3 separate regions of the Homo sapiens genome follow, and all the other regions are linked to region 2. A link is a loop called in an ENCODE intact Hi-C map of the cell type or tissue named here. Cell type or tissue: natural killer cell. All regions are shown on one strand. Region 1 has its middle 16 kb from the start of PRF1. Region 2 overlaps PALD1 (phosphatase domain containing paladin 1). Region 3 overlaps ADAMTS14 (ADAM metallopeptidase with thrombospondin type 1 motif 14).

What was found. A loop is a pair of places that touch in the nucleus more often than their neighbours do. Peaks named below come from ENCODE experiments on the same cell type or tissue, not always from the same donor. Only the 100,000 strongest peaks of a DNase experiment are listed, where the experiment ranks them.
Region 1: a loop joins it to region 2, with 6 times the contacts of the local background. A loop is called at or near these places in 11 of 110 quality-filtered maps.
Region 3: it touches region 2 in a loop (9-fold over the local background); 108 of 110 quality-filtered maps call a loop at or near these places.

Annotation. Positions count from the first base shown.
Region 1 is chr10:70,614,932-70,622,931 of GRCh38, reverse strand. No RefSeq gene overlaps it. Among named protein-coding and RNA genes, the nearest start is that of PRF1, 16 kb to the right of the region's middle. In natural killer cell, CTCF peaks have their summits at 3,189 and 3,391; DNase peaks (open chromatin) are centred at 3,446 and 5,941; H3K27ac peaks cover 3,749 bases.
Region 2 is chr10:70,555,992-70,563,991 of GRCh38, reverse strand. All of the region lies in intron 18 of PALD1 (phosphatase domain containing paladin 1), which reads right to left. Among named protein-coding and RNA genes, the nearest start is that of PRF1, 43 kb to the left of the region's middle. RefSeq lists enhancers at 2,926-3,869, 3,870-4,813. In natural killer cell, CTCF peaks have their summits at 4,294 and 4,495 (motif pointing left); DNase peaks (open chromatin) are centred at 4,481 and 4,761; H3K4me3 peaks cover 682 bases; H3K27ac peaks cover 1,167 bases.
Region 3 is chr10:70,755,721-70,763,720 of GRCh38, reverse strand. ADAMTS14 (ADAM metallopeptidase with thrombospondin type 1 motif 14) reads right to left here. Exons shown (of 22, transcript NM_080722.4): 20 at 5,630-5,759; 21 at 5,436-5,546; 22 at 1,280-3,361. The coding sequence ends at 2,868. Among named protein-coding and RNA genes, the nearest start is that of TBATA, 26 kb to the left of the region's middle. RefSeq lists enhancers at 1,166-1,935, 6,127-7,086. In natural killer cell, a CTCF peak has its summit at 4,489 (motif pointing right); a DNase peak (open chromatin) is centred at 4,490.

The DNA.
Region 1 (8,000 bases), 59 kb before region 2:
CCCAACACCCCCTCCAAGATCAGAGGAGGCACCATGAGTGAAGAGAAGCCAGGCAGTGGGAAAAGACACCTCTGAGCTTGGAGGGATGGAGGAGTGTCCTTCCTAAGGCCACTGAGGGTGCAGGCTGCAGAGACACCAGCTCCTGCACCTGGGAGGGCGGTCACAGCCACACCCAGGAGGGCAGATCCTGCCTGCTCCCAGACCTCCTCAAAGAGCACAGCTGCAATTTGGACGGCTGTAGCCCCACCCAGGAGGGTGAGTCTCCTGTGTGCTCTGTAGAGCAGGAGGCCTGGGTCTGAAGCTGCTGGTTGGGCAGTTGCAGCAGCACCCAGAGAGCTCTCCTCCCAACTCCCACCAGCTTTATGGAGTGTGCAGCCAAAGCCGTGCCTCCCTGCTGCAGCCAGCATGATGGCAGCAGCCACTGCCATCAAAAATACTCAGCTCGGCCAGGCGTAGTGATTCACATTTGTAATCCCAGCACTTTGGGAGGCTGAGACAAGCAGATCACGAGGTCAGGAGATCGAGGCCATCCTGGCTAATATGGTGAAACCCCGTCTCTACTAAAAATACAAAAAAAAAAAAAAAATTAGCCAGCCATGGTGGCAGGTGCCTGTAGTCCCAGCTACTCAGGAGGCTGAGGCAGGAGAATGATGTGAACCTGGGAGGCGGAGCTTGCAGTGAGCGGAGATCGCACCACTGCACTCCAGCATGGGCAACAGAGTGAGACTCTGTCTCAAAAATAAATAAATAATAATAATCAGCTCAAAATCATTCTTATGCCAGAGGCATATTTTGGAGTGGCATATTCTGATCTGCTAAAACCATATTTTAGAGTAACATATTTTGTTTTTTTACAATATTAAATCTTTCTCCTTTTCTGAAATGTGCATTTATGACCATAAACTTCCCTCTAAACATAATATTAGTTGCATCCCATGTATTTTAGTGTATCATATTTTTATCATTCAGTTAAAAGTATTTTCTGACTTATTCTTTGATTTGGAACTTATTTTGAAGGATATTGGTGTTAGAAGAAAAGTTTTAGACAAATTAAATTTAACAGAGTTTAATTGAGCAAAGAACATTTCACAAATTGGGCAGTCCCTAGAACCAGAAGAGGTTCAAAGTGACTCTGGTGGTTGGAAAGGATTTATGGACAGAAAAGGGAAAGTGAAATACAGAAAACAGAAGTGAGACGCAGGAACAGCCAGATTAGTTGCTTGGCAGCCAATCCAAAAGGCAACTAAGCGTTTGCCTTATCTGAGCATGGTTTGAACCATTGGCTGCCTGTAAGTGGTTGAAATATGACTGCTGTGATTGGCTAAGACCTACTTGTTACAAGAGTAGGTTACAAGGCCTGGCATGGTCGCCCACACCTATAATCCTAGCACTTTGGGAGGCCAAGGCGGGTGGATCACCTGAGGTCAGGAGTTCAAGACCAGCCTGGACAACATGGTGAAACCCCATGTCTACTAAAAATACAAAAATTAGCTGGGCATGGTGGTGCGCACCTAATCCCAGCTACTTGCGAGGCCGAGGCACAAGAATCACTTGAACCTGGGAGGTGGAGGTTGCAGTGAGCCAAGATTGTGCCATTGCACTCCAGCCTAGGTGACACAGTGAGACTCTCTGTCAAAAAAATAAAATAAAATAAAAGAGTAGGTTATAGTCTGTTTACACATCCAGTTAGGTTACAGTTCATTACTTACTGAGAAACCTTTAGGCCAAACTTGAACTATGTAAGGAGGCAGCTTTAGGCTAAATGTAATTTAACCCTTGTATATTTTCAAACATTTTGATTTTTTGTTTGTTTGTTTTTTTGTTCTTGTTATTGATTTCTTGCTTAATCCACTGAGTAACATTCTCTGTAAATTTTTAATCCATTGAAATGTTTTGAGATATTTTATGGCCCAGTAAATTGCCAATTTAGGTAAATGTTCAGTACGCACTTGAAAAAAAGACATATTTCTTTTGTAAACCAAAAACAAAATCCTAAGCTACCCAACTGATTGAATGGACTCCCTCTGGGCCAAGGAAAACCTGAAAAAATGAATTCCAAATCATGATGGGAAGGGAAGTTGGAGAGGCCTCATTATGCCCCCTCCCTTTTGGAGTTTAGGCACAACTGGCCAGCATTAATATTAAAAGAGAGATCATAAGACCGACAAAACAGACTCTTTGTAGTAATAAAACACAAAATTCCAACCTAACTCTGGTATGGCATCACATGCTGTCTGCGGGCTGCCACCTATGAGACTTCATCTACGTAACAAGGGCCTTGGCTTCCACAACCCCCTTGTCTTAGCTCAAGGATTCCTTTCTACTGACTTCTTAAGCCTTTAGACAAAGCTTAACTCTTTCAACCAATTGCCAATCAGAAAATCTTTGAATCTACCTATATGACCTGGAAGCAGTCCCCTCCCCATAAGACATCCCACCTCTTTAGGCTGAACCAATGTACACCTTCCATGTATTGACTTATGTCTTTCCTTGCAACTCTTGTTCCCTAAAATGTATAAAACCAAACTGTAGCCCAACCACCTTGGGCACACTTTCTTAGGACCTCTTGAGAACGTATCCTGGGCCATGGTCACTCATATTGGCTCTGAATAAGCCTCTTTAAATATTTTACAAAGTTTAGCCTTTTCATCAACACTTTGGTGTATGGGTACAGTGTCCTATATATGTCAGTTGGGTCAAGCTTATCATTGCATTGTTCAATTTTTTTGTATCTTTACTGATTTTATTGTCCACCTGTTTTATCAGTTAAAAAGAGAGGTATGTTAACATATTTCACTACAGTATGTATTTATTCTGTTTCATTACTTCAGTTTTCTTCTTTAAGGTCTCTTTTATACATGGGTTGGATCTTCTCTATCTTCCATATCTATCACCTTTATATCTTTTTTTAAACCAGTCTCCACTTTTGATTTTTTTAATTTCCTCTGTTTCATCTTCTATTTCTCTTATGACATTATTTATGTTATTTATTCATTCTAGCTTCTTTTTATTTCTAAAATGGTTAGAGGTTTTTTTTAGAAAAGAAAAATGGTTTTTTCCTAACTAAATTCTGTGTGAGCTCTTTTCAAATTTTCCTTGTATCCAATTATCTCATCTCTTAATTTTTATAATCCTGACTTATGCTTTAGTTTCCTAAATTCTGTCATTTTAAAAACTCTTCTACTTCATTTAAAAATATCAAATGAAAAATTTTATGTATTTTGTAGGGCATGTCTTTCCAGAGATCATTGCCTGATGATCTGTTACTATGCTAATCAACTTTTTTCTTTAAAAACAAAACAAAACAAAACAAAACAAAAACTGAATGGGACTGGATTTCTCCTCTGCAATCCTTTTGCATTACGTATGTTTAAGTGAGATAGTTTTTCGGGCAGTCCTCAATGGGGAGAATGGGAAAAGATTTCTTGGCCTAGATTCGTGACTCTAGGGCTCCCTCTTCTGTTGTACTGAAAAATGTCTTTAAAATGGGTTGAAGATTCTGGGAATGACTTCCTCTGTCGCCTTCCTCCAGTTTTGTCTGGACCTTATCTGTACATGGCTCCCTGTCTTGCTCAGTTTAGAGTCTAGTCCCAGCCATTTTGCCTCTGTGTGAGACTTTGTCCTAGAAGGATATTTAGCTGGCAAGTTTCAAGATTTTATGAGGCGATTTCATGGGTTGTTGGGAGGATTAATTTACATGATAATTATAAATTCACAAGGTGTCTGGCAGAGAGTGCATGTTAAACATGGGATGCTTACAGTTATAATGATTAATACCCACTCATTTATCCCTACATCCTAGTCCAACCCAGAAACACATGCTGTTTCCTTCATGTGAGTCGCTCTTTTTTGTCTCCATGCTTTTGCCCCTGTTGTTCTCCTCCCTGAAAACCTCTGCACAGTCTTTGCTACCTGCCAGTCCTTCGCATGCATCTTGTTCTGGTAACATAGAGACCCAAACCCACTGCTCCCCTCCGAACCACGGTAGCTCTTCATTGCTAAGCCACACATCTCAAACCACCTTTAAGGTTTTATGCCAATGACTTCAGTTTTATTTTGATCTTTTACTCTGCGTCAAGCTCTTTAAACACATTATTACCTCATTTCATCTTCAAAGCAGTGCTCTGAGTTAGAGGCATAGATGGATGGGTACCTTTGTTGGTCTTATTTTACAGATGAAGACACTGCAGCTTAAAGAGATAAATACTCGGATACAAGGTTAATTGTTGTTAGTAGAAAGCAGTAGAGCCAGAATTTTGACCAGGCACTCTGGCTCCCAGAACTATAAGTTCAGTTATGATGCCAAAATGTATATTTGGATGGTAGGCTCCTTTAAGGATGGAACTCTATTTTATGTGTCTTTGTAGCCCTCTCTATGATTACTAGCACCTGGTGCATAGTATGTGTTCATTAAAGACTCCATCAATGCGTGGCATGGTGGATGAATGTACACATCCACCAGTGCTAGTCAAATGCGTGGGGCTGTGGGGCTTTCGGAAGAAACTTTGCTAGCTAAAGGCAGATGAAAAAGTCTCAGACACTGTTCAGTTTCTTCCAAGAAGTCATTAGTCAGACTCTTACTCAGAACTTCTTTTCTTTTTTTCCATTCAGGTTTGCGCTCAGTGAGACATTTATGTTTTCACAAGCCCTTGGCCACTAGCAATCCATCAAAAAACCCCAGCCATGGCTCAGCATGGCTGGCTGGCCAGACCAAATGGTAGGCAGACTGTCAAAACATTCACAAAACCCACACCAAATTTTTAAACTGTATAATCTAAGGGCATTGCTCTCACAGAGAAGTAACAGACCCACTGTTCTTTAATAGAAATATCAGAAAACTGGGAGCTCAGGGATGAGTTAGAAATCCAGTTTTTCCAGACATTGGAATTTCACTTGAACGTGGATTTGCTAGACAGCTGTATGAGCTGCGCTCCTGCGAGAGCACTGGCCTCAAGCCAGAAAACCTAGGTCTGCTCCCTGCTCTGCCACTTGTTGGTTGTATAACATTGGGCAAGTACTTCTTGCTGGGTCTCAGTTTTTTTAATTAAAAAAAAAATAGGGATAACAATATTTTGCATATGTCACAACATTGTTAGGTGCAGATGAAATAACACACACAAAATTCTTTGTAAACTGTAAAGTCTGTGTCAGACAAAATCAAGAGTGGGGGTCATGGAGCCAAATGAGACGACTGGGGCTGCCATTTCTAAACAGCTACCATGGGTCTCCTGAAGCAAATGAGGGGCAAGAAGTCAATCTGGTAAAAGGGAAGAATGAAGAAGAGAAAGAAAGGGAGGTAAAAGCCTACAAAATCTGAACAGGAGATACAGAAAGGACAGGAGAGAAGGGGACCCTGATGTCTTTCCAGTTCCTCTAAGTATAGGTTCATTTGGGGAGATTCCTACGGTAATCCTTATAGCAATCCTCAGTGTTACCATTGATTTAAAACAAAACAAATGCAGGTCTCTTCATCTGTTCAGTCTGCTATAACAGAAGTACCACAGACTGGGTGACTTCAAAGAACAGAAATTGATGTCTCCCAGTTCTGGAGGCCAGAAGTCTGAGATTAGGGTGCCAGCTTGCTGGGCTCTGGCAAGGGCCCTCCTCTGAGCTGCAGACGGCTGTCTCCTCATTTCATTCCAGTCCTCTGGAGCCTCTCTAATAAGGGCACTGACACCATTCATAAGGGATTATGACCTGATTACCACCCTCATAGCCTATTACTTCCCAAAGGCTCCACCTCCTAGTACCATCACATTGGTGGTTGGGATTTGAACAAATGAATTTTGGGAGAAACATAAACATTCAGTCATTACAGCGGGAGATTCTACTTCTACTACTCATTTCCACAACATGCACATTCGCATTCTAGGTTCTTGTTTGGTTAGCTGATAGAGTTGATGTGGCGGGGTAGACCTCAAATCAAAGGTGTTAGAAATGCTCTCTTTGTGCTCCCTAAATTGGGTCAATCTCATATGAAAATGTTGTCGGTATGAATTTGTAACCACCATAGGCTTGTTCATAGCCCTCACCACCATGGGCTTAGATCTCTGTGCTAGGAGCTGGGCATGGTGGCTCATGCCTATAATCCCAGCTACTCAGGAGACTGAGATGGGAGGATCCCTTGAGCCCAGGAGTTTGAGACCAGCCTGGGTGATATAATGAGACTCCCTCTCTACAACAACAATGAAAAAGATCTCTATGTTAAAACAGGAAAAAACAAGCAAACAAAACAAACAAACAAAAAAACTCCTTCATCTGAATTAACTAGTGGTTGCTATACCTACCAGAGTCCTTTGAGTCTTTTAAAGTAAAACAGAAAGAACAGAATAATCTAGCACATAGTAGGCAATCAATAAATATTCACTGACTGAAAGAATAAAGAACAAATATTACAGAGTAGCTATCCTTAAAAGCTTTCTATGAGAAAACCCACTTCTGTTACCTAGAAAGACAGAATTAAATACATATATCAAAAAGCATAAACAAAATTGGAAAAAAGTAAGGGAAATTCTAAGCAGCCAAAAATAATAAAGAAGCAAAAACTAGAGGGTAAAGCAGGCCAACAGCCAGGGATACCCTGAGGACACAGGCCTGGCCAGGGAAGCCAGAACCTCAGGCTACGGTGACCACACGAGCAACAGGAAATAAGGCTGGGCAGGGTTGCAGAGTAGGGGAATTGAAGCTGAGACCACTCCACGTAAAAAACTAAATAAATACTCAAAGGGCTAATAATGTCAATCAAAGGATAGGCTGTTAAAAGGATCTATTTACTGGGATAGGGAGTCCAGAAAAAAACTCATTTTTCTCAGTCTTAAATCTGAGTGGAAGGACGGTCTCTCCTTAAACATCAGAACCACAGGTCTACCTTCCCATATGCCACTTGCGTGAGTCAGAACATGCCAAGCCAAAAAATAAGCATAAATAGGTCTGAGTCGGTAAAAACGGGAAGTGTCTCATAAAAGCACATGCAAACCCACTTTGGAGGAATGTTCTCAATCCTAAACTTTGCAGGATTCCCACAGGTGAAGGGCAGCCAAGAATGAGCTCACAATCTAACATTGCAAGCAAAACCCTCAAGGAAACAATCCACCAACCAGGAAGATTCAGCTGTATAACAAGATAAAGAATGAGCTGCACCAAAGATTTTATGTGTTGGCATAACTAGATATAAAACCCAAAATGAATACGTTGACATGTTTAAAATTTGTTTCAATAACTAGAAGACATAGTCATGAAATTTTGAAAAAGAATGAAACAGAGTTTACACATAAATCATTAAAAGCAAAAATTAACTAAACAAAAAAATGTCATAGGTAAGACTGAGGGAAATGAGGCCACTTATGCTTTGCTGGTAAGAGTGAAAACTGGTGCTGTCCTTATGGGGGCTATTTATAGCAAATTTATTACAAAATTAAAAATGTGTAAGGTTCTGTTCCAGCAATTCAATTCCTGGGAATTTATTCTACAGATATCCTCCACATGTCCAAAAGGAGGCGTGTACAAGGTTATTTACTGCAACATTGTTCATTAGAGCAAAAGACTATAAATAACCCAAATGGCCATCATTAAAAGGCTGGCCCAATAACTTACGGTTCATCCATATAACAAAATACTATGCAACATTTTTTTTAAATGAAAGATTGAGGAAATTATGTGCTACAAGGTAAGATTTCCAAACTGTATTCAGTAAAAATAAAGACAAAGTACACAGCAAGATGTATAATAGGGTTCTTTTGTGTGAGAAAGGAGGAGAATAAAAAACTATTTATGTCTGCACTTGCTTTTATTTGCATGATAAAACTCTGAGAGGCCACCAAATAAATTAGGAAAAAAAAAAACAACAGTGGCACCTATGGAGGTCAGTTGGACTGGAGCAAATGGGGAAAGAGCCAGAGAAGGATTATTCACTGTATATATTTTCCATCACTTTGATTTTTGCATCTTGGTACGTGTATTACCTAATCTTAAAACCCAAAGTATGAAGTAATCGTACATTA
Region 2 (8,000 bases):
AGGACCCTTACTGCCACTTCCTGCCAACCCCCAATCCTCCAAGGATCAGAGGAAAGGCTTCACTCCTCTCTCTGCTGCCCCTCAGGCCTCCCTCGGCGAGGGTATGAGGGCTCTGACCAGTGGCCTGGGAGGCGCCGATGGCAGGGGTCATCAAGGCTACATTCTCGAGGCTCTGCCGTGTGGACGCACATCAATCTCCTCCCCTCAATCCACCCCTACACTGGGCCTACTGGGTGGGTGAGTTCATCCTCCAGCCTTGAAGGGGAGAAACCCCATCTTGGCCTCTGAGCCCAAAGGTCCCTAAGTGACTTCCAAAAGTGAAAGGGGTACACATAAAGCCCTCAGATCCCCCAGCCCTCACCCTCTCCAAGGCTGGGGACAGGTAACAGAGAAAGGCCACCTGGCCAAGGAGCAGCAAGAGAGGAAGTGGCTCAGGAGAGGGGTTGGGAGAGGATGTGTGGGTGCAGGGGAGGCTGTGGGGCATCGATCTTTTAAGCAAGCAAGCCTGAGCATCTTCATGGGAAATGGCACCAGGCCACGTGCTGGGGCGGAGAGGGACAGCAAAGCCAATTAAAGAGAGATTTCCCAGAGAGTGTGGGAGTGCCGCTGGGCCGTGGAGGCCTGGTGGATTTGCACAGACAGAACGTGGACCAGATGGGGGAAACAGAGGTGAGGCTGCTGCCTGGAGTTTGGGGGCTGAGAGGGGCTGGCCTGGCTGGAGGGAGGATGAGGAGGGACAAGACGGGGAGCTGGGCTGGATCTATTATGGAAGCCACCTGTCACCTAGAAAGTTTATCCCAGGTCAGCGGTTCACAACCTTGCTGTCCATGAGAAACATGAGGAACTTTAAAATGCAGATGCCTGGGCCCCACTTAGAAAAATCCAATGAGAATCTCAGCAGGGTGTAGCCTGGGCATCGGGATTGTCAAAATCCCTCTGGGTGACTCTCTATAGCTAAGGTTACACGTTATGGCTTCAGTACTGGGGAGCCACTGAGGGTTTGAGAGTATGAGTGACTTGTTAACAGAAGATGTATGGGAGATTTGTGCTCAGGAGGAAGGGAACTTAAAGAGGGTCCCTTCTAGGTTCTCCATGATTTGGGGAGTCAGGGGACAGGCCACAGGCCAGGGGATAAGGCCCAGGACATGCACAGCCAGGCTCTCCTACAGGGCACCCTGCCCACCCTGCTCCTTCCACCCCTCACAGACATGTCACCCACCCAGCACCCTCCCCTGCACGCTATGGAAGGGGAGTTTGGAAAGCGAAGGCCACACCTCGCCTCACACCCATCCCCTTCTCACCCCATCCCCCAAACCCACAGCAGCTCTCCCTGCTCCAGGAAGAGGACGTGGCACAGGGGTCATCCCTCGGGCACCAGGAACATCTGTGCGAGGGCACAGCAAGCCCCAGCCTCTGGGAGCCGGAAAGGGCTGCTCTCCTCACAGCTGGGCTGCAGCTGGAAGCCCTTCCGCACAGGAACACAACATCAGCCTACATGCATCTCCTCCTTAGCCCCAGGGTGGGCTCTGCGGCCTCAGACGTGGCACAGTCCACAGTCCCAGGAATCAGAGCTGGAGTAGCCTGAGCAGGGCCTGTGGTCCCCAACCTCCCACTTCTACCTCCACGGCCTTTGCTGTCTTTGCCTCCAGGGTCGCAGAGTAGATGGTAACTTGCAAAGCCTGCCCACCCATCCATCCAGAAGGAGCTCTGGGGCCCTGGAGATGGGGACAGGGGTGAAAGGTGGACAGCAGGCTGTGCCCAAGAGGGGCGAGGGGACCAGAGCCAGCACTGTGACTCCCTGGGAGACATGAGTCCCATGAGCTGGGTTCAGGTCCTGGTTCTGCCATTTAAACTCACAGGCCCCAGGTTTATGGAAGTAGGATTTCTCAGCAAAGTGAGGGATGAGAAGGCACGTGTGCACCACAGAAAGCTCACTAATCCGCTCATCCATCCAGCAGGGAGGGACCACTACACCGTGCCCATCACCCAAGCCACATACTGGGGATGCAAAGATGAACTACTCACAGGCCCTGCCCTCCGTGCCTGGAGGGGGATGGAAATAATTTCAAAGCAGCCACAGCAGCTGCAGGCTCAAGGAAGAGGGGACATCTAGGGTGGGTGAGGTCTACAGAGAGGAGGCAGAATGGTGCCTTGAGTGGCGGAGGGCATGAAAGGCAGGAAGGGGGCCCGAGAATGAGGTGAGTCCCCAGGGAACCCCCTCCCAGGGTGGGCAGAGTGGGAGGAGCTCATGGCGGTAGGGGAGGGGTAAAGGTGAGAGGCCAGGCCTGGAGTGGGTATGGAGGCCAAGCCAAGGCCTGGCCCTGCAGACAGAGGCCAGTGAGGGTTTCTGGGGATTTGAGGGCGGGAATGGCCCATGGCTGCCACAGAAGTGCTGGGGCCGCTGGGGGCAGGATTTGCTTAGAGACTGGGGAGTGAACAACAACAACAAAGATTTTACCTAAATATAAACCGCAGCCAATACAACGCAACCCCACCTATCTGCAAGGATGGACGGTCTGCGCCACAATGCAACTGGCCGCTCTCCACCCCACCCCTTAGGCTGCTTCTATCCTTCCCCAAGCTCCATCCGAAAGCCTGGAGCCTATTTCAAAACATTTTCTTAGAAGGAAGAAAAGGAAATCACCCACAGTTCCACCGGGCAAGAGCCATTCTAAACTGCTTTCAATTAAAGAGCTCAGAGGCAATGTGCTATGGGCGTGAAACGCCCTCAGCTCTGGCTCTGTGCCATGGACACGACCGCACCAGCACGATCCTCTCCCACAGCCGTGGGGATGGAGGCTGCCTGTTGCAAGAGACACGGGTAAGGATTAGGTCTGAGAAAGATTCTCTGGGGTAAGAGGTGGAGTGGCTCCTTCTGAGCTCTACTGGCAAAGGTAGAATTATCTCCAAATTCAGACCACTGTGTACAGGTGACGCCTGACCCCCGCCCCCAGAAGGTTCCGAGGGCACATCTTGCTGGATCACAGGTCTGTGATTTGAGACAATTGCCCATCTTCCTATCAAGGCCCTGGTTTCCTTAACACCGTCCCCCATGTTAGCACACTGCCTGGGGAGGACGGGTCAGCCACCTCCTGTTGATAAAAATAGTGGAGCTGTTTATATACGGCCTGCCAGGCTGTCATTAGCTGTGGTGGAGCCGGACAAGGCTTCCTCATCCATTGGACTGAGCCCTAAAATAGAAGAGGGCCAGGAGAGGTGGCCGGGGCACTGGGTACTTCGGGCATCTCAAGCCTCCGGCCTGGCTGGCATCGAGGCAGCCCAGCAGTGCCAGCAGGGGCTCTCATGAAGCTCTGCTCTTTGCCGGGCCACCAGGGAGAGGCCCACTGAGGCAGGGCTGGGGAGCCTCCCCAGGCTACCACACAAGCAGAACACGTGCGTCAGGGTCTACTGAGTGCCACCTGCGGGCCGAGCGCGTCACATCCTGACCTGAGGATTAGACCCTAACACATTCTCCTAGCAACCCAGTGAAGGAGGCGGGACTGTCCCATTTTGCAGATGAGGTTCAGCAAGGTTGTTTTTGGTTTGTTTGTTTATTTGTTTGTTTAGCACATGCTTAGTTAACCCTTCAAAGAGTAGGCATCCTGCCCAAACTCAGAGTTCTGAGCTGGGAGATGAGCCCCAAGACCCCAGCTCTTCCTACCACCCTCCCCCACTTGGCCACAGTCAAGCCCACCACTCCCTGCTCACTCTTGTCTCTGTACCTTCACCCATGCTGTTCCTCCTGCCTGGTCGGGTTCCCTCCAGGCCTATGACAAGCCCCCACTCTCCCAAAGTGCAAGCCTGCTCCGGGCCTTCCAGCCCAACAGCCCTGCCCTTCTTAGCCTCCTCTGCCCTCAGGCTGAACCTTTCAATTAAACATTGCACTAAATTCCATCTTAACAGATTCTAATTGCTTCATCAAGGCAGGGGCTGTCTCAAAACAACCATAAACCCAGGGGCGGGCACCAGCCAATAACCAGGTTTACACCTCCCCCTTCTCCCCACCGCCCTGGGGGTCTGCAGAGAACTTGGTATGTGGCAGGCGCTCAGTGAGCACTCCTCCCCAGGCCCTCTTGTCCTGGCTCACAGCTTCTAGTATCATCTTGAATCCAGATCCTAGACAGACTCTGAGGATTGCAGACTGGACATGCCAGCAGCTCAAGTGCTCCGCATGGATAAGGGTCAGGCAGCCCAAACCCACAAAGCATGTCCCAGTGAACCTCCTGAGCACACCCCAAACCTGCTGCGTCCATAAGCCTGCCCATCTCAGTGGCAACTCCAACCTCCCAGGTACACAGGCCAGAACCCGGGACTCCTCCTTCACTTCGCCCTTCTCAACCCCACGGCCAGTCAGTCAGGAAACCTCACTGGCTCCACTTCGAAACACCTCCAGAGGCTGACCGCCTCTCACCACCCTGGTCCCAGACACCCTTGACTCAGCGACAGCCCCTGGCTGGCCCCCTGCCACCTCTCCCGCCCCCTGCTGTCTATTCTCAACACAGCACCTAAATGACTGTACAAACAGTAAGCGTCTGCCCAAAACCCTGTGATTTCTTCCTTTGCACTCAGAGTAGAAGCCAAAGTCCCAGCAATCCCAGAAAAGGCCCCACAGTCTGCCTCCTGTCCCCATAACCTCTACCCTCCTCTCCTGCCCTCCAGTTCCCTAGCTCTGCTCCTCAAACACACAGCTCCCACCTCGGGGACTGCACGCAAGCCACACCCTCTGTCTGAACCATTCTTCCCCCGGATGCCAGCACAGCTCCTCCTTCAGGTCTGTTCAACACCACCTTCTCATGGAGTCCCTGCCTAACCACCCCTCACTGCAAGCCCTCATACCGCCCCGTCGGCACCTCATAACTGTGGAGTCCTAATTAGGGAAAGGGGTAAGGCTGGCGGGACCAGGAGAAAGCAAAGAGAGAAAGCAGATAAGCTCCAAGTCTGCCTTTCTTCATGGTCCAGGGACACGGCCCTCCTACGCAAATGACACAATCTTCCAGTGCCCAGCTATCACCAGACCCTCGGCTGATAGAAAAATGCAACTTAGCTCACTGCAACCTCGGCATTATCAGTACTGCACAAAGCCCTCTTCAGCAAACAGCACAAGCACTGTCCTAAAAAATCCCCAGCCAGCCTCTGTCTCCTTGCAACCAGCACTTCTCTTGCTAACTTGCCCACTGCACCCTTGCAATGTATTTTCATACTTTCTCTAAAAATCTGCCTTTCTTTACCTTTTACATACTTTCTCTTAAAACGTGCCTTTCTGTACCTTCTTTAGTAAGAAGAATTTTAGCAAATTCTTACAAGAATTTGCTAAAATTCTTCTTACTCCCCGTGTAATACCAGCCTCAGATAGTTGCAACATGTGACACTTAGAGGCTCCGCTTCTCCCAACGGATACCCCGCTGTCCAACAGACCACGGCCCTGATGTGTGTGCTGCCTGCCGCAGATCTCCGTCACTAGAGTGCAGACTCCATGAGGACGGGAGCTTTTGCCCTTTGTATGGCATCTCCAGCACCTAGCGCAGTGCACTTAGTAGGTGTGTAATAACCGTTTGTCAAATCAATGAATGACAAACATGTGCACCTTGCATTTTCATTCATTCCAGCTTCACAGGACACCTCGGTTGCCTGTGCCAACCCCTTTGCCTTCCAGAAAGGGAGGCTGAGGTCAAAGAGGTGAAATGACCTGCCATGGTCACATGGAGAGTAGGCAACAGAGCCCAAGCAGGAACCCAGGCCTCCTGTCCACCGAGGAGGCCACATGCTTGAAGACCTGGACTCAGCTGAGGCTCAGGAGAAGACAGCCCCAGAGGAGAAATAAGAAGAGCCAGCAACCCAGGCAACAGAGCAAGATCCTGTCTCTACCAAAACAACAACAAAAAAGAGGCAGGTGTGGTGGCACATGCCTGTAGCCCCAGTCATTCAGGCCTGGGGGCTGAGGTGGGAGGATGACTTGAGCCCAAGAGGCAGAGGTTACAGTCAGTGAACCATGACTGCGCCACTGCACTGCAGCCTGGGTGACAGAGCAAGACTCTGTCTCTAAAAAAAAAAAAAAAAAAAAGGAAGAGCCAACAAGGCCAGGTTCAGGGTCTTCATCAAGCCAAGCCAGACAGCAACACTCCCCACCCTGCCACCCCCTGCCATTACTGAAGACTCCTTAGTATCCCCTCGCTCACCCACTCAACAGAAAGAAACCTGGCCTGGTGACCTCTGCCTCCAGCTGAGGTGGGGAGGCAAGTGACAGTCCCCAAAGATGGCCAGTGGCTGAAGGGCAGGTTCCAGGGCTGGCAGCCCACCCTCTTCCCACGTGCAGCACCAGCCGCTGCGTGTGGTGGGTCCCCACCGAGTCCCTGCAAACTGCATCCTCAGGCCAGCCCAGCGGTGGGGCCCCAGTACAGGACGCTTTTCTGTACCTAACCCCTGGAAGGACAAAATTGCCCTCAATCCCTACCAGTAACCCATTTTCCAAAGGTGACATCATATTTTGTTAAGTAATTTCAAAGTGTGAAGGGACTTGACCTGGTGCCGTGGGCCACTCTGCATGCTGTGAGTTCAACAGACGCTGTTCAGCAGCACCTCTAGGCCAGGCACAGAGATTCAATGCTGAGAGGACACAGTCTCGTTCCTCAAGAGGCCCACTGTGTCCGCATGTAGCCCATAGAGCCTGCCTGGCAGCCCAGCCACCCTGCACACCCCACACCCCATCCCACCTGCCATGGGCCCCAGACTGGTCCTCACCACCATCCCTCAAAGCACACAGAGCAAGGGTAACAACTCCAGGTGACAGATGGAAAAACAGGGGTCCAGCAGGCCAAAGTGACTTGCCCAAGGTTCCACAGGGAGTTACTGGCAGAGCCAGGGCTGCAGCCAGGGCTTCCAACCCCTGACCCAGGGCTCTTTTGCTTGCTGCAGAAGAACGCTCTGTCCTGGAAGACTAATAGTTAATAATAAAGGTAGAGTCAGGTTTTCCTATTTATTTATGCAATGATTTACTCAACCTTCCCTCCATCCACTCACTAGAAAGACATTTGTGGAGCCCCTACTTGTGCCAGGCAGGGTCCTGGAGTCAGGGTTTCAGAGGTGGATCTTGCAGCAGAAACAAGGACCTCTGGTAACAACCACAATCGGGACAATGAGAGCAGCAGGCACCAAGTCAGGGTCTCGGGATTACCCAGGGGGTGAAGGAGGCGGTGGTGCTGGAGTTGAGATTAATCCCCTCAAGCCCATCAACAATTCTAAGCCCAGTGGTGCACACTTAGAAACCATAGCTGCTCAATGGATGTTTGTTGTTGAATAAAGCAGGAAAGTCCTCCTGGAGAATGGAAATACCAGCTTGCCCTACAATGGGAAGGAAGAGAGATGAGCGGTCTCAGCAGCCAGGTATGGTGGCTCACACCTGTAATCCCAGCACTTTGGGAGGCTGAGGCGAGAGGATGACTTGAGCCCAGTAGTTTGAGGCCAGCCTGGGCACCACAGCAAAGACCCTGTCTCTACAGAAAAATAAAAAAATTAGCCAGGCCTGGTGGCGCATCTCTGTAGTGCTGCCTACTCTGGAGGCCGAGGCAGGAGAATCACCTGAACCTAGGAGGTTGAGGCTACAGTGAGGTATGATTGCACCACTGCACTCCAGCCTGGGCAACAGAGCAAGACCCCATCTCAAAAAGAGAGACAGAGAGACAGAGACAGAGAGAGAGAGAGAGAGAGAGAGAGAGGTCTCGGCTACTGAGAACATGTGCCCTACACACACAAAAGCACACGGGTACTCACATGCACACTCACACACACACTCCGTTCTGGAAGCCGTTCTAGGCTGGGTTCAAGTGAAAGAGCCTAGTAAGCAGCCTTTGCTTGGGTTCTATTTTATGTGACAGCTCATAGCACTGCAGGGCTGCCCTAATTGCTCCAGCCCTGCTCCCAAGACACATTACTTATTGGAACCATGTCTCTGGGGAACAACTTTGGCAGCCAGGGTTTTTGTTTTGTTTTGTTTTGAGATGGAG
Region 3 (8,000 bases), 200 kb before region 2:
GCAGGTGTGGATAAAGCCTTGAAGTCAGAGTGGCCTGGAGAATCCCCTCCAGGGAAGAGACAGGCAATCTGGCACCCTGGCACCTGCACCCACCAGACTCCAAACAGGAAACCGTTTAGGGCAGGAAGAGGTGAGACCATTCCCATATGGCCTTTCCCACTGGGCTCCTACAGGAAGTGAGGGATGTTTCTGAGGCTGCGATGGAAAGAGGGCCCTTGGTGCTGTTCCTCTATCTTCACCCGTGAATCCTTTCATTTTCTCAGTTTCCACCAAAACAAGCAAAAATCCTGACCCATAAAAAGCCCTCAATTTGGAGAGTGGACATTTCCAGATGTTTGGGGAGATGGCAACAGAAATTTAATTGAACCTTAGACATATTAGACAACCTGCATCCTAAAAAGCCCCCAGCCAAAGACAGATGGAGAGGCTGCCCTCTCTGTGTTCCCACCCCCACGGGGGTAGGAGTCTCCAAACCATTTTCTCCTCGGCCTTAAGGGGAGGAGTGAGCTCTGCACAATGACAAGAAGCCCTTTTGCCAGCTTCACCTTTTCTAAGTGCCCAGCAGTGTAGATTCTTTTACTCCATGACACAAATTCTGCCACTGCTTAGAAGGCAAAAGTGGTTGCAGTCATTTTGCTTTCAGTGACAGTCTCTTTGTTCTGTGGTTGCTAAGATTCCTTTAGAGAGCCCCTCTTGTTGTTCTTTTTTGTTTTTGAGACAGGGTCATGCTCTGTCACCCAGGCTGGAGTGCCATGGCGCAATCACAGCTCAGTGTGGCCTCAAACTCCTGGGCTCAAGGGATCCTCTCACTTCCACCTCCTAAATAGCTGAGACCACAGGCGTGCAACACCACGCCTGGCTAATGTTCTTTTTATTTTTTGTTGAGACGGGATCTTGCTATGTTGCTCAGGCTGGTCTGGAACTCCCACCTCCAAAAGTGCTGGGATTACAGGCATGAGCCACTCTGCCCCACTGGCCTCTAGTTGCATTTAAACAGGTTGAGAATTTCACAATAACCTGAAATAAAGTGTTGTCCTGGAACTTGGGCCTCAGGGAAACAGGAGATTCAGTAGCCAAGAAACCAGTGGCAACCCTGTGTCCCACCTGGCAGTGACGCAGCAGGGCATGGGTGGAAAGGTGGAGGGACAGGAGACAGCCACAGTGAGCTGCGCCCCCACCCCCAGTTCTCTTGCTACAGCCCAGCCCTCAACCTTCGAGCTCTGGCTTCATTGTCCCCTTCCCATAAATCAGAGAGAGAAAAAGAAACACACACACAACCTTTTGGGGTCCAATGGCGATGTTAATAAATACATAAAATTTTAAAGATCTGGATTTCCAAGGCACAAGAGTTTAACACAGGCCAGGCTGGTTCTCACAGGAATGACTCCGCGTGTGCCCCAGCATCCCAGGGAGGGGAGGGCAACAGGGGGAGGGCGGGGAGCCCCCCAGGACCTCCACTCTCCAAAGGGGTTGCAGGCCAGGGGCCCACTACTCATGTTCCTCCAGGCTGGCTCAGAACAGCCCCTTTGCCTTGGGGAAGGAAGAAGTGAGAAGCACCTCTATCACCTGGCAGGAGTTTAGGAGACATCCTCCAAGACCCCGGAGGTGTCCTGGGACCCCCTGCCACTTCCTGAGAGCCAGAGGATCTAAGACTGTTACCTGTCCCTTGGAGGTAGCATGGCCGGCAGCTGAGCACAGCTCAGGCCCTTACAGCACCGTGGGTGAGTGTGTCTTCCCCACTCCAGCACCAGGCCAGGGGCTGGCACCCTGCCCTGGGGCACTTGGCCTGGGTGGCCCTTGTCATCTCCAGGGCCAGGCTATGAGTGGACTCTGGTCCTCAGTCCTGGGGTCCAACCACCCCTGGGAGAACCACACACTCTGGCCCAGCTTGAGCCAGGTAGAAGATGAAGATGTCCGACTCCAGCAGGAGCGATCTTCGGAGAAGGGCAATGATTGAAGGGACAGCCTGAGAAATCGTGTTCCCTCTGTGTCCCACAGAGTCCCCTTCCAGGCTGAGAGTGATAATTGAAGTTGCCATCCTGGTGGAGTCAGGGAGTGAGCGCCAGTTTGGAAATCCCTGGATGCTGAGGACTTGGGGTCCAGGGTGTCCTGAGCCCCCTTCTCTGGTGGGCTGGGGTGAGATTGGGGGGCCAGTCTGTAATCTGGAGTCACTAGAAGTAACACTAGTGACATCTGCAAGGCCAGAGTATGGCCATGAGCACCATCTTCTGGCCAGCAAAGACAAACTGGCCTCTGCTGCCTGGCCTCAGCTGGTGGAACTGCATGGAGCTCTTGGCTTCCAGGAGCTGGGCCTGCGATCACCTTGTGTTCCACCCCCTCCAGCCCTGCAGCTGGGAAGCCTCATGCCACATTCCCAGGCCCCCCTCCTCTCGGCCTGGCTGTGAACAGTCCCCCACCTACCCTGGCCCTGCTTTGCCTTTCTGGGGAGAGGGGCCAAATATGCAGGGCCTCCACAGGGGTCCTCACAGTTCCGGGAAGGCAGGCAGCCCTGACAGCTTCTAGCTACAGACCAGCCGGGATTCAGACCTGCCCAGGCCCAGGGTCTGTGAGGAGGGAGCAATAGTTGACCCTGGTCTTGGCAGGGGAGACCAACAGGGGCCCTGAGAGGGTCAGTCCCGCCGGGGGCAGCTTGCTGAGGTATCTCCGATTAGGGCTTTCCCTGATCTTTGTCTTCCTCCCACCCCGCTTTGTGGGGTAAAGAGCATCACAGCCCCAAACGAGAAGAAGGCGAATGATTTAAAATGAAGTCTGTGCTTGCGCCTGCCCTGCTATGTGTGTCCTCTGAGCTGGGAGTCACGGGGCAGTACACAGAGTGTAAACGTGCCAGTGGGATGGCAGGGCACAGCTCATGTCACCGGGGAGGCAGCAGGGAGGCTGGTGCCGGGATGTCTCAGGTCTTCTCCAGGTTGCCCTTTGTCCTCAGGGACTGGCGTAGGTGTCTGAGTCCAGCCCCAAGGCAGCCCCCCGGGGGTGGTAGGGGAGATGCTCCAGGATGCTCCAGGGATTGGTGTCTCAGGGGCAAAGGGATGCTGGGTCCCTGGGGAGCTTGTATCCAGAGCTCCTGGGAGCTGTGTGGCTCGGCCATGCTGATGGTCCTCTGATCCCGTTGGCTTTCCAGGAGGCTCTGCAGCATCTGCAGGGTCCTGGGGTCCTGGTAAGGGGCTTCCAGGAGTGGAGAAGGGGGGCAGTGAGGTTGGGCCAGGGTCTGGGCCAGGGTTGGGGCCCGAGGCCTTCTTGATGCAGGACACACAGCAGAGCCGGTGGTAGCCGGGAATGGAGCAGTAGCGATCGAGCACTTCCATCTGGCAGAAGACAGACCTGTCTCCCGTGCAGGGCTCCGCTGCACACACAGCACAAGGACAAGGATGGAAGCAACGTGGGGATGCCTGTCAGTCAGGTGGCCCCCCCTCCCACTTACCCACTGACTGCCCGCCCTCCACCCCTGCCCCTGCTGGACCCACTATAAAGCTTTTTCTCAGGGTGGGGGCTACAGAGCCACCTGACGGGAGAGTCAGCCCTGACTACATGGAAGAGGAAGTAAAATCCCCTAGAGCAGCAGATCTCAAAGTGATGTCCCCACACGCAGCAGCAGCAGCGTCACCTGGAAGCTTGCTGGCAATGCACATCCTCCAGCACCACCCAGCCCTATTGCATCAGAAACTCAGGCTGGGGCTCAGCGCTGTGCTTTCACAAGCCCTCCAGGGGACTCCACGTGTGGGCGCATCTGAGAACCCTGGCCCTTCGCCATTCGCCCTCAGCCCTGCTGCACACTGGAATCCTTGGGGGTGCCTGTCTCCTTCACCCACACACTGGACAATCTAGGGTGTGACCTACCACCAGGTGCTTCTAACTTGCAGCTGCTCTGGATGGAAGTGGGAACCCTAGCCCCTCCCAATCAACCCAAGGAGTCTGGCCCCACTCCAGCCAGGGTCAGGCTAGACCCCAGGCAACTCATGCTTGGGACAGGCAGACTGACCATCCTGCCACAGTCAGCACACATCGGGACATTAAGACTGCTACTGCTTAATTTGGAATCAAGCAGATTTCAGTTCAAATCCAGGCTCTACCACTTAAAAGTGTGAGGCCTTTGGCAAGTCACTTAAACCCTCCAAGCCTCAGTTGCTTCACCTATAAAATGGGGCTGATGTTGACCCTTACCAGTGAATAATAACATTGCAAACAACATCTTTAAAGCACCTGGCAAAGATAAGTGCTCATTACACTAGTTTGCTTTGCCCAAAATATCACACCTTTCTGTGATAACTCCATGTAGGCTTCTCCAGACAGAATGTGAAGGCAGGAGCTTTGCTTTCTACTAATTTTTGCCAGAGAGAGAGAGAGAAAGAGGGAGGTGGGAAGAGTGGGAGGGACAGAGGGAAAGAGAGACACAGGTGGAGGGGCAGGCTTAGGGGAACAAGAGAAAGATCAGAGAAAAATGGAAAGCCAGTGGCCTCTAGATGGCGCCAGATTTCTGGAACCAGAATCGGAATCGTCCTTTGCTTTGGGAAGGAAGACGGCAGGAAACCCAGGCACTCCCCCAGTCAGAACCTCAGCCTAGGAGCAGAGAAGTAGAAGATTGGAGGTAGAAGGTCCTTTGAGGACATCTAGTCAGAACCTTATCTTACAGATGAGGTCACTAAGCTCAGAGAGGTTAACGAATTTGCAGCCAACTGGTCCTCTAACTAGGAGTTAGGGTCTTTGATCTTTCTGCTACTCATCTTGCCAGACCCTGGTCCTAGGGAGGGTGAGGAAGGAAAAGAGAGATGGAACCTAGGAAAGGAGTGAAGAATCTACAGCCTGGCACGTAGCAGTTGCTCAGTAAATATCTATCCGTGGGTGGATGAATGGAAAGATGGGAGGATGAACTGAATCATGGGGCTGAGAGAAATTGCTAGGCCTATTGTTACTGGAAGCTGACAGCCAGACAGGAGTGCATGCATTCTCTCATCCAATTATCTCACCAGCCCTATGAAGGCAGCTCATATCTACAATTGCTTGTCTGAAAATATTGGAACCAGATATAGTTCAGAATTCAGAACTTTTGGGATCAGAAACATTATATTCTGTGTTTATATTATAGAACATCCTCAATGGAGCCTGAGATATCACCTTGTAACTAAATATGGCTAAATTTCTATATCAAAAGAATAAATGATCTCATTAGTTCAGGTCAGATTTTGCTGCCAGGTAAGTTTGCACCAAACTTAGAAATAAACATTTTGGAATTGCAGGTAACGGCTCATGGACCAGTAGAGCCTCCTCCCCACTTCATAACTGAGGTATCTGAGGCTCAGGGAGGTGAAGGTCACACAGACAGCTACAAGCTGGGTTTGCTCCACTGAGTGGCCCATGCTGCAACACCAGGGCCACTGAAAGGTCTGGGGAGCAGGGTAGGGTCCATAGACTGTACTTACTTGATGATATCTTGTTAATGGGATGTAGGGGTTCAGATTGTGGCACCCACTGCCCCTCTGGCGTCCCAAGTTCCCAGACATCGGCCCTCACCGTGGAGTTCTGGTGATTTCCTGTGAGCAGGAAGAAGCAATTCTAGTATTTGGGACTTTGGCCCAAGGGACTGGACCTGGCCTCCCCATCCCCTCTGGCTCACCTCCACAGGCGGGCAGGCTGCAGACCTGGACAGTGTCTGGCCTATCCCCCTCGCAATGCCCGAGGCTGTTGGCGTTGGTCCTGCACACCACCTGCCGCTGCTGGATGCCCTCTCCACAGGTGGCAGAGCACTGCCGTGGGTGGGTCAGTGCCAGGCATAGCGGCCGGGGTCAGGGTAGGTGGAGAGAAGAAAGACGAGTCAGTGAGCTCAGAGCCCAGCCAGTGCCCGGGGACAGAAAGGGTACAAAGGAGAGCACCAAGTCTTCACTTGACCAGAGGGACATGCAAGGACTGCTTCTAAGGAGCCTCAGTGGGACACTGTACCTGTTGCCAAATAGTCCTGATACCAATGGTGAAGAGCCATTGCCCTGAGCCTAGAACTCCATGGGCCTTTCCACAATCTAAACGGTTAATCTCTGGCTCAGGAGGGAACCTCTGGGACCCCATTCCCTACTACCACCTGCATGCACTGTGTCTGGTCTGTGCCTGGGTTCTTTAATATTTTGTGTATCACTCTAGCAAACTCCCCTGTTGCAATCCACTACATGGTGTGACCTGGGCAGGTGGATTGATGTGATGATATCCTATTAACAGGATATAGGGGCCTGGATTGTGGCTTCTGCTACCCCCCACCCCTGGTTCAGTGTCTTACTCTGTAAACAGAGAGCTGGGCGACAGGGTCTCCATGGACCCTCCTCTGACTAGCTCTGATAGTCAATAATCTTGTGACTTGATTTACCAAACATGGGCCTGCAGAAGTATGTTCAAAAGTGTCTTCTTCCCTGATGGAGCAGGGTGCGGGTACAAGGAGCAGGAGGCACCAGAGGACCGAGGACCACCGTTTGCAGGGGGTGGCCACACACATCGTCCCCTGGACCTGACCCACTCTAACTCTGACAAACAGGGAATGTGGAGGTCCTCAATGGAGGGGCAGGGACTCCAGGAAAGCAGCGTTGCCCAGTGTGACTGGGTCACCTTTTAGATGCTGACCACAGCCTTATCTAGCTGGAAGGAGAGGAATTTGCAGGACCCCACTTCCCACACTGGAGCATGTGACCACTGAGACACAAGGGTCATGGGGCCACACAGAACTACGAGACAAACACGGCATATCCTCCCAGGATGAATCATTACAAACAGCAGCTAACAGCTCCTGACTGCTCAGTCAGTCTCATAAGGGGCTGTGAAAGTTGATTATATGAATAGGGTCATACTTGTCACACCCAACTAAATCAGAGTTGAGGGACCAGGGGAAAAAGCACTCAGGGCACCTAGCACCTGCTCCAAGAATTAAATTCTCCACTGGGCCAGCTGCTGAAACAGGCTGATGTAATTCCAAGACCAGTTTTACCTAGCAGCTGCTGAAACAACCTGCTGTGACTCCACGGCTAGTTTTCCATAGCACCATCACTCACCAGTCAGAGCTTGCCAGCTCCCAAAAGCTTGTCTAGTGCCAATGAGTTGGTGTTCAACACAATACATATCATGTCTCTTTCTAATAAAACCCCCAACCTTTCCTTTGTTCTTTGGACATACTGAAGACCACCCGGTCTCTGTGTATGCCTTGAATTGCAATTCTTACTTAATAAAAGTTAAATTTAGAGATTCATCTCTATATTTTGCTTATTGCGACAGGGCCAGTATCTTCCACTATCTGCCATCTCTCTGTTACTTTTATCTGTGGGGTCCTTTGAAGACCAGCAATCTGTTTTATATCAAAACAAATGAAGCTATATATTATGGAGACATATAAAATGCATGAGTTGTGTGTGGATTTTTGGTTCTTTACAAATATTCATAATGCAATATTTCAAAATACAGAAAAGTATGGAGTTATTCACAAAACCCTATCCAGATGCCACCACCAGCCTTAATAAATGAGCATCCCAGAATATTTTCAGATTGTGTTGTGTCCCTCTAAACATTAAGGAAATGACATCCATTGGAAGTGCTTTTTTACTTCATACTGAAGTACTTTTTCTCACCTAAATGTATTCTCTATAACAGAAGTTTATCTATTTTGGTAAGTACAGTTCAGGCCTGTTCATTTTTCTTGTTGTATAGTACTGTATTATATGAACAGACCATGATTTTTGTCCAATCTTCTATAGATAAACATTTGAGATACGTCCTAATGTTTTGCTGTTGCAATAAACAGCATTGTGATCAAATGAGGTTTTTTAAATTGGGGTAATATCTATATAACATAAAGTTTGCCATCTTAACTAATTTTTTCTTTTTTTGAGACAAAGTTTCGCTCTTGTCGCCCAGGCTGGAATACAATGGCGTGATCTTGGCTCACTGCAACCTCTGCCTCCCAGGTTCAAGCGATTCTCCTGCCTCAGCCTCCCGAGTAGCTGAGATTACAGGCA